Linked DNA regions of Homo sapiens: region 2 is linked to region 1. A link is an interaction called in ENCODE POLR2A ChIA-PET data of the cell type or tissue named here. Cell type or tissue: HCT116. All regions are shown on one strand. Region 1 has its middle 5.2 kb from the start of PLIN3. Region 2 overlaps UHRF1 (ubiquitin like with PHD and ring finger domains 1).

Evidence for each region. ChIA-PET counts read pairs that join two places held together with the same protein. Peaks named below come from ENCODE experiments on the same cell type or tissue, not always from the same donor. Only the 100,000 strongest peaks of a DNase experiment are listed, where the experiment ranks them.
Region 2: POLR2A ChIA-PET joins it to region 1 with 8 read pairs; 7 of 35 experiments call an interaction of 5 or more read pairs at or near these places.

What each region holds. Positions count from the first base shown.
Region 1 is chr19:4,870,400-4,875,399 of GRCh38, reverse strand. No RefSeq gene overlaps it. Among named protein-coding and RNA genes, the nearest start is that of PLIN3, 5.2 kb to the right of the region's middle. RefSeq lists a silencer at 4,988-5,000 and a cis regulatory region at 4,833-5,000. In HCT116, a CTCF peak has its summit at 2,628 (motif pointing left); a DNase peak (open chromatin) is centred at 2,629; H3K4me3 peaks cover 1,103 bases; H3K27ac peaks cover 2,688 bases.
Region 2 is chr19:4,938,444-4,943,443 of GRCh38, reverse strand. It overlaps UHRF1 (ubiquitin like with PHD and ring finger domains 1), which reads right to left. Exons shown (of 17, transcript NM_001048201.3): 6 at 1,816-1,916; 7 at 1,513-1,699. Among named protein-coding and RNA genes, the nearest start is that of MIR4747, 8.3 kb to the right of the region's middle. In HCT116, a CTCF peak has its summit at 2,005; no DNase peak of the experiment used is centred here.

The sequences.
Region 1 (5,000 bases):
AATAAATAAATAAACAAAACTTAAAAAAAATTTAAAATATAAAAATTAGCCGGGCATGGTCACATGCACCTGTAACGCCAGCTGCTCAGCAGGCCGAGGCAGGAGAATCCCTTGAACCCAGGAGGCGGGGGCTACAGTGACCCAAGATCGTGCCATTGTACTCCAGCCTGGGTGACAGAGCTAGACTTCGTCTTAAAAAATAACAATAATAAGTCTCTTTTTATTTATAGTGGCTCATGCCTGTAATCCCAGCACTTTGGGAGGCCGAGGTGGGCGGATCATGAGGTCAGGAGATTGAGACCATCCTGGCTAACACGGTGAAACCCCGTCTCTACTAAAAATACAAAAAATTGGCTGGGTGTGGTGGCACGTGCCTGTAATCCCGGCTACTCAGGAGGCTGAGGCAGGAGAATCCCTTGAACCCGGGAGGCGGAGGTTGCAGTGAGCTGAGATCGCGCCACTGCACTCCAGCTTGGGCGACAGAGCGAGACTCCATCTCAAAAAAAAAAGTAATAAATAATAATAATAATAAAAATAGGCCAGGCGTGGTGGATCATGCCTGTAATCCCAGCACTTTGGGAGGCCAAGGCGGGCGGATCATGAGGTCAGGAGATTGAGACCATCCTGGCTAACACGGTGAAACCCCGTCTCTATTAAAAAAAAAAAAAAAAAATTAGCTGGGCATGGTGGTGGGCGCCTGTAGTCCCAGCTACTCTGGAGGCTGAGGCAGGAGAATGGCGTGAACCCAGGAGGCGGAGCTTGCAGTGAGCCGAGATCGCACCACTGCACTCCAACTCCAGCATGGGTGACAGAGTGAGACTCCGTCTCAAAAAAATAAATAAATAAAAATAAAAATAAATATTCCCCGAATGAATGAATGAATGCTACTGTGACTGGAACGTCCTTCTGTACTGTTCCCTCTCCAATACCACCTTTCTTTTTATTTTCTTTCTCTAAAACGAACAAACAAAACAGAGACAGGGTCTCACTATGTTGCCCAGGTTGGTCTCGAACTCCTGGGCTCAAGCGATCCTCCCACCTCCGCCTCTCAAAGTGCTGGGATTGCAGGCGTGAGCCACCATATCTGGCCTTGCCACCACGTATGTCCTACTTTTTCTTCCAGAGTTACCTGAAGCATTTGGTTCCTTTCCTCCTCCCATTCCTCATCCTCCAGTCTTATTCCCTTTGAATCATTATCCACAGGGTGGCCCAAGAGATCTTTCAAATGTTCCAACTTGCCCTTGCTGCTCCTGCTCTGGAACCTACTGTGGCTCCCCAGTGCCCTTAGATCTGGCAGCCTGACCCTGGCCACTCTGTCCAGCTTCATCTTTTTTCCCCTGATGCCACCCCCACCACATTCTACGCTCCAGTCTTATTCTGTGTCTTAGCACTCTCTGTTCCCTTGGCCTGAAACAGCTTTTTGGTGCCTTTACCTGCCTGATCGCTGTTCACTTCTCAGGGCTCAGCTTAGACATCACCTCATCCTGAAAGTCCTCCAGAACTACTCTCACCCACCTAGGTCCAGCACCTACCCCAGGCTCCATCACACTTGTGCACCCTATCACAGCCCTGATAACCCTCTATTTTATCCACCTGGTCACACTCCATCTCAAAAGAAAAGAAAACAAAACAAAACAGAACCTCCTGGCTTCAAGTAATTCTTCTGCCTCAGACTCCCAATCTTCTGGGAATTATAGGCATGAGCCACTGTGCCCAGCCCCAAAAGCCTTTGTTTGTTTGTTTTTTGTTTTGAGTCAGGGTCTTGCTCTGTCGCCCAGACTGGAGTGCAGTGGTGCTATCACAGCTCACTGCAGACTAGAACTCTTGGGCTCAAGCAATCCTCCCTCCTCAACCTTCGAAGTAGCCGATGCCCCAGGCAGGCACCATCATGCCTGGCTACATTTTTTAAGTTTGTGCAGAGACGGGGTCTTGCTATGTGGCCTGGCTGGTCTCGAACTCCTGGCCTCCAGTGATCCTCTGGCCTCAACCTCCCAAAGAGCTGAGCCACCGTGCCTGGCCGCAAAAGTCTTTTTTTTTTTTTTTGAGACAGAGTTTCGTTTTTGTCGCTCAGGCTGGAGTGCAAAGAGTGAGCGAGAGGGAGGGAGGAGGGGAGGACAGGGATGGCTCAGAGAGGATTCAAGCAATTCTCACCTCACCATCCCGGGTTCAAGCGATTCTCCTGCCTCAGCCTCCCAACTAGCTGGGATTACAGGCATGCGCCACCATGCCTGGCTAATTTTGTATTTTTAATAGAGACAGGGTTTCTGTCCGTTGGCCAGGCTGTTCTTAAACTCCTGACCTCAGGTGATCCACCATCCTCGGCCTCCCAAAGTGCTGGGATTACAGGTGTGAGCCACCATAGCTGGCCCCAGAAGTCTTAATGCAATCCTGCCATCCTGTGTCTGTCTCCAGGGCTGCCCAGCACAGGCTTGGCACACAGCAGGTGCTTAATTATTGTTTGTTGAATGACTGCATATCCAGTGAATCGCTGGCCTGGCTCACACTCAATAGGACATGCTTAAAAACGGATGGATGGATGGAGGGAAGGAAGGGTCAGAGGAGAGACAGGGAACACCTGTGCCAGGCAGGGACCCATCTGGGACCAGCAGTGCCACCTTGTGGCAGCATGCTCACCGCCGTTCCCCTCTTCTCAGTGAGAAAGAACTAGGCGTCCTGGCTGGGCGCGGTGGCTCACACCTGTAATCCGAGCACTTTGAGGGGCCAAGGCGGGTGGATCAGGAGGTCAGGAAATTGAGACCATCCTGGTTAACATGGTGAAACCCTGTCTCTACTAAAAATACAAAAAATTAGCCGGGCTTGGTGGCGGGCGCCTGTAGTCCCAGCTACTTGGGAGCCTAAGGCAGGAGAATGGTGTGAACCCGGGAGGCAGAGCTTGCAGTGAGCAGAGATCCAGCCACCGCACTCCAGTCTGGGTGACAGAGCGAGACTCCGTCTCAAAAAAAAAAAAAAAAAAAAAAAAAAAAAAAAAGAAAGAATTAGGAGTCCTAGAATTGGGAGGGGATGCAGAGGGAAGGAAAGAAGAGAAAGAGTAGAAAATGTCAAAAACAAAGACCTGCTGGGCGCAGTGGCTCATGCCTGTAATCCCAGCACTTTGGGAGGCAGAGGTGGGTGGATCACCTGAGGTCAGGAGTTCGAGACCAGCCTGGCCCACATGGCAAAACCCTGTCTGTACTAAAAATACAAAAATTAGCCGGGTGTGGTGGCGCATACCTGTAATCCCAGCTACTCAGGAGGCTGAGGCAGGAGAATTGCTTGAACCTGGAAAGCGGAGGTTGCAGTGAGCTGAGATCCCACCGCTGCACTCCAGCCTCACTTCCAGACGAAGTGAGACTCTCTCAAAAACAAAACAAAACAAAAAAACCCCAAAACAAACAGAAACCAAAGACCTTAAAGACACATAACTCAAGGTTCAAACCCTGGGGCTGGCAATTTCTGGCTGTGTGACCTGGGGCAAGTTACTCTGCCTCTCTGATCCTTAGTTTCCTGATCCAGAAAACAGAAATCACAGTTGGTTTACCTTGGCAGGCTGAGGTGGGCGGATCACTTTAGGTCAGGAGTTTGAGAGCAGCCTGGTCAACATGGAGAAACCTCATCTCTACTAAAAATACAAAAATTAGCTGGGTGTGGTGGCACGCGCCTGTAGTCCCAGCTACTCGGGAGGCTGAGGCAGGAGAATGGCGTGAACCCGGGAGGCGGAGCTTTCAGTAAGCTGAGATCGCGCCACTGCACTCCAGCCTGGGTGACAGAGCAAGACTCCGACTCAAATAATAATAATAAGAAGAAGTAAATAAATAAATAGCGCCACGTGCTGTGGCTCACGCCTGTAATCCCAACACTTTGGGAGGCAGAGGCGGGTGGATCTCGAGGTCAGGAGTTCAAGATCAGCCTGGCCAACATGGTGAAACCCCATCTCTACTAAAAATTCAAAAAATTAGCCAGGCGTGGTGGTGGGCTCCTGTAATCCCAGCTACTTGGGAGGCTGAGGCAGAGAATTGCTGGAAACCGGGAGGCAGAGGTTGCAGTGAGCCGAGATCGTACGGCTACACTCTAGCCTGGGCGACAGAGCAGAACTCCATCTCGAAAATAAATAAATAAATAAATAATAAAAGAAAATGGGAATCAGGCTGCTGAATAATGTAATGAAATAGCCCAGAAAACAGCAGCTATCTCATTTTTGGTTTTGAGACAGGGTCTTGCTCTGCTACCCAGGCTGCAGTGCAGTGGTGCAATCTTGGCTCACTGCAACCTCCACCCCTCCAGTCTCAAGCGATCCTTCCACCTCAGCCTGTGGAGAAGCTGGGATTACAGGCATGCGTCACCATACCCGGTTAATTTTGTATTTTTGGTAGAGACAGGATTTTGCCATATTGGCCAGGCTGGTCTTGAACTCCTGAGCTCAAGTGATCTGTCCGCCTTGGCTTCCCAAAGTGCTGGGATTACCGGTGTGAGCCACCGGCCAACAGTAGCTATTTCTTTTTTTCTTTTCTTTTCTTTTTTTTTTTTTTTGAAACAGAGTTTCACTCTTGTTGCCCAGGCTGGAGTGCAATGGCACAATCTGGCTCACTGCAACATCTGCCTCCCAGGTTCAAGTGATTCTCCTGCCTCAGCCTCCTGACTAGCTGGGATTACAGGCATGCGCCACCGCACCTGGCTAATTTTGTATTTTTAGTAGGGACGGGGTTTCTCCATGTTGGTCAGGCTGGTCTCAAACTCCCGACCTCAGGTGATCCGCCCACCTCGGCCTCCCAAAGTGCTGGGATTATAGGCGTGAGCCACTGCGCCCAGCCAACAGTAGCTATTTCTTACCTCTCACCCTAGGGCTGTGGGAGGCCAGGCGGGGACTCCTGGGCAGATGTTGCCATCAAGAAGAACCAAAAGCCTGGGAGATGACTCTGTCTCAAAAAAAAAAAACAACAAAAAACGGTGTGGGGCAAAATCACCAGGGCTCATCCCCTAGACCAGAGCTATTTTGTTACTCA
Region 2 (5,000 bases), 68 kb before region 1:
CCTCAGACCCGAGCCTAGCACATCACAACCTCCCCATCCACATCCGCAATTGTCATTATGTGCGCCAGGAACACAGTGGCTACGAAACCTCCTCTCACAGAAGCTGTGAAGCCCCCTGCACTCTGTTCCCTGGCTGGCCGCAGGTCTCACCCACTCAAGCAACATGGGAAGATTTCCTCACCACCCCCCCTTTTTTTTTGTTTTTGAGACTTAGTCTCACTCTGTCGCCAGGCTTGAGTGCAGTGGCGCGATCTCAGTTCACGGCAACCTCCGCCTCCCAGGTTCAAGCGATTCTCCTACCTCAGCCTCCCGAGTAGCTGGGATTACAGGCGCGTGGCACCACGCCTGGCTAACTTTTTTGTATTTTTAGTAGAGACGGGGTTTCACCATCTTGGCCAGGCTGGCCTCAATTTCCTGACCTCGTGATCCACCCACCTTAGCCTCCCAAAGTCCTGGGATTACAGGCATGAGCCACTGCACCTGACCTCATTTTTACTTTTCTAAAGAAATAGGGTCTCACTTCCATCACCCAGGCTGGAGTACAGTGGCGCGATCACAGTTCACTGCACCCTCGACCTCCTGGGCTCCAGCGATCCGATCCTCTTACCTCGGCCTCCCAAGTGGCTGGGACCACAGGCGAGCACCACCACGCCCAGCTAATTTTCTTACATTTTTTGTAGAAATGGGGTCTCCAGGCCAGGCATGGTGGCTCACACCTGTAATCCCAGCACTTTGGAAGGCTGAGGCAGGCAGATCACTTAAGGTCAGGAGTTAAGAGACCAGCCTGGCCAAGATGGTGAAACCCCGTCTCTACTAAAAATACAAAAATTAGCCGGATGTGGTGGCAGGCACCTGTAATCCCAGCTACTCGGGAGGCTGAGGCACGAGAATTGCTTGAACCCGGGAGGCAGAGGTTGCAGTGAGCCAAGATCGTGCCATTAGACTCCGTCTCAAGGCTGGGCGAGGTGGCTCACGCCTATAATCCCAGCACTTTGGGAGGCCGAAACGGACGGATCACGAGGTCAGGGGATCAAGAACATCCTGGCTAACAAGGTGAAACCCCATCTCTACTAAAAATACAAAAAATTAGCCAGGCGTGGAGGCGGGCGCCTGTAGTCCCAGCTACTCGGGAGGCTGAGGCAGGAGAATGGCGTGAACCCGAGAGGCGGAGCTTGCAGTGAGCTGAGATCGCGCCACTGCACTCCAGCCTGGGAGACAGCGAGACTCCGCCGCAAAAAAAAAAGAAAAGAAAAAGAAAAGAAAAAAGACTCCGTCTCAAAAAAACAAACAAAAAAAGAAACAGAGTCTCTACGTCCCCCAGGCTGGTCTTGTGTTGCCCAGGCTGCTCTTGAACTCCTGAGCTCAAGTGATCCTCCCGCCTCGGCCTCCCAAAGCACTGGGATTGCAGGCGTGAGCCCCCGCGCCTGCCCCTCTCCTGTATCTCCTCAGTGCCCCTCTGGGGATTTGTAGGGGGCGCTCTGGTCTCCCCGCGGCGGGCAGGGCCGCACTCACCACTCGTCCTCGCTGGGAACACTGCTGAGGGGCGGGTCCAGGCAGTAGATGTGGAAGGCCATGTCGCACTCATCGCACATGAGCTGCTTGTCGGGGTCCTGCCGGCCCCCGCACAGGTGGCAGGCGCAGACCCGGCAGAGTCTGTTCACGTCGTCCTTGCAGTGCTTGCAGGACGGCCCGCTCTTCCCTGGGCACGGGGCGGCAGGGTCAGCTCCGGCGGGGCCCGGCCAAGCCAGAGACGGGACAAGAGCCCCCGCCCCGTGCCCACCGCGGAAGATGGGGAAAGGCTGGCTCAGAACTCACGTCTCATGGGGTTGTCAACCATGGGGCTCCCTTCACCCGGCCGCTCAATCTTGAAGACTTCGTCCACGAAGATGATCCGACAGTCGTTCAGAGAATCATCCCTGCAAGGAACGAGGACGCTGGAACATTCTGGCCTGCCGAGGCCCCTAAATCTACTCACAGCACTTGAACACCACGGGTTCTCGGGATGCCTGGGGCAACAGCTCAGCTACGCCCCCTAGCAATCAAAGCTGCACTCACAGAAGCAACATGAAACGGAACAGGGCGCAGTGGCTCACGCCTGTAATACCAACACTGGGAGGCCGAGGTCAGGAGTTCGAGACCAGCCTGGCCAACATGGTGAACCCCCGCCTCCACTGAAAATACAAAAATTAGCTGAGCTTGGAGAAGCGCGCATGTAATCCCAGCTACTCGGGAGGCTGAGGCAGAAGAATCACTTGAACCCGGGAGGCAGAGGTTGCAGTGAGCCAAGATCGCGCCACTGCACTCCAGCCTGGGCGACAGGGCAAGACTCAGTCTCAAAAAAAAAAAAAAAAAAAAAAACAAAACACAGAAACCAGAGTTTCATTGCAGGATGCCCTGGGAAGAATGAGTTTGAACCTTTGGCTAAGGAGCACCAAATCCACAAGAACCGACAAGCAAGACTCATAAAGGTTGGCCGGGCATGGTAGCTCAGACCTGTAATTCCAACACTTTGGGAGACCGAGGCAGGCCGATCATCTGAGGTCAGGAGTTCGAGACCAGCCTGGCCAACATGGTAAAACCCTGTCTCTACTAAAAATGCAAAAATTAGCTGGGCATGGTAGCGCGCACCTGTAATCCCAGCTACCCAGGAGGCTGAGGCAGGAGAATTGCTTGAACCCAGGAGGCAGACGCTGAAGTGAGCCAAGATCGTGCCACTGCACTCCAGCCTGGGCGACAGAGTGAGACTCCATCTCATCAAAAAAATATATAAATAAATCAAGTTGGGCACCGTGGCTCACATCTGTAATTCCAGCACTTTGGGAGGCCAAGGTGGGTGGATCACGAGGGTCAGGACTTCGAGACTAGCATGGCCAACATAGTGAAACCCCGTCTCTACTAAGAATACAAGAATTAGCTGGGCATGGTGGCCCGTGCCTGTAATCCCAGCTACTCGGGAGGCTGAGGCAGGAGAATCGCTTGAACCTGGGAAATGGAGGTTGTGGAGCTGAGATGATCACGCCACTGCACTCCAGCATGGGCGACAGAGCAAGACTCCATCTCAAAAAAAAAAAAAAAAAAAAAAAATCATAAAGGCAACGCTTGATCCAATGGCCTACATCAAAATACAAGAACTCCTGTGAGTGAAACTGATCCCCCGAGATCAATAATCCGACATCCCCATCAGCAACGTCCGAGGGAAACAGCACTTGAACACACGCTGTGTATGTAATTCTAAATTTCCTAATAAGCACGTTTGAGAGGTAAACATAGGTGGAAGTAATTGGAATATGTTCCATAGAACCCAGTGTAGACAAAAGATTATTTCAACATGGAATGAATATGAAAAAGTTATTAATGAGCTACTTTACATTCTTCTTTTGTACCAGGTCTCTGAAAGCCCATGTGTTTTTTTTTTTTTTTTTGAGACAGTCTCGCTCTGTCGCCCAGGCTGGAGTGCAGTGGCACGATCTCGGCTCACTGCAAGCTCCACCTCCCGGGTTCACGCCACTCTCCTGCCTCAGCCTCCTGAGTAGCTGGCACTATAGGCACCCGCCACCACGCCTGGCTAATTTTTTGTATTTTTAGTAGAGACGGGGTTTCACCGTGTTTGCCAGGATGGTCTCGATCTCCTGACCTTGTGATCCGCCCACCTCGGCCCCCCAAAGTACTGGGATTACAGGCATGAGCCACTGCGCCTGGCACCCATGTGTATTTTACACTCACAGTACATTCCAGTTCCTCCTGGCCACATTTCAAGCACAGCACAGGTGGCTCTTGGCTATGGGACAGTGTGGGAACACACTGACCTACCAGCTCACAGGTAGCACAGACGCACACAGCAAGTGACATCTCCTGGTCATCTCTACAGTCTGGATAGAGCCATTTGGAACTCCTGGGACAAATGACCAGGATTCCTCAACAAATTAAGTGTTAAGGAAAAGGAGGCTAAGGCAGGAGAATTGCTTCAGCCCAGGAGTTCAAGGCTGCAGTGAGCTATGATTGCACCACTGCACTCTAGCCTAGGTGAGACAGCAAACAGCAAGACTCCGTCTCAAAAAAAAAGAAAGAAAAACATATTCTAAGACTGGGTATAGTGGCTCATACCTATAATCCCAGCACCTTTTGGGAGGCTGAGGCAGGAGTATCACTTGAACTCAAAAGTTCGAGACCAATCTAGCCAGACCCCCATTGCTACCGAAAATTAAAAAAAAAAAAAAAAAAAAAATGGCCGGGTGCAGTGGCTCATGCCTGTAATCCTAGCACTTTGGGAGGCTGAGGCGGGTGGATTATCTAAGGTCAGGAGTTCAAGACCAGCCTGGCCAACATGGTGAAACCCTGTCTCTACTGAAAATACAAAAAAAAATGAGCCAGGTGCAGTGGAGCACGCCTGTAATCCCAGCTACTCGGGAGGCTAAAGCAGGAGAATCGCTTGAACCCGGGAGGTGGAGGTTGCAGGGAACCAAGATCGTGCCACTGCACTCCACCATGGGTGACAGAGCGAGACTTTGTCTCATCAAAAAACAAAAAAAAAAATTAGTCAGGCATGGTGGTGCACGCCTATGGTCCCAGCTACGTGGGAGGCTGAGGTTGGAGGATTGCTTGAGCCCAGGAGGTTGGGGCTACAGTGAACTGAGAGCTTGCCATTGCACTCCAGCCTGGGCAACAGAGCAAGACCTTATCTCAAAAAAAAAAAAAAAAAAAAAAAAAAAAAAACCTGACCAAAACAAAACTCTTATGCCAGGTGCAGTGGCTCATGCCTGTAGTCCCAGCACTTTGAGAGGCCGAGACGAGTGGATCACCTGAGGTCAGGATCGCTTGAAGCCAGGATCTGGGGGTTGCAGTGAGCTGAGATCACGCCACTGCACTCCAGCATGGGTGACAGAGTGAGACCTTGTCTCAAAACAAACAAACAAACAAAAAAAAACTGTCTTATTCTTGCTGTACAAATAAATGAGAAGGGAGGGAAAGGTCTAAGATCCTCAAAAATAAAATTGGTAAAG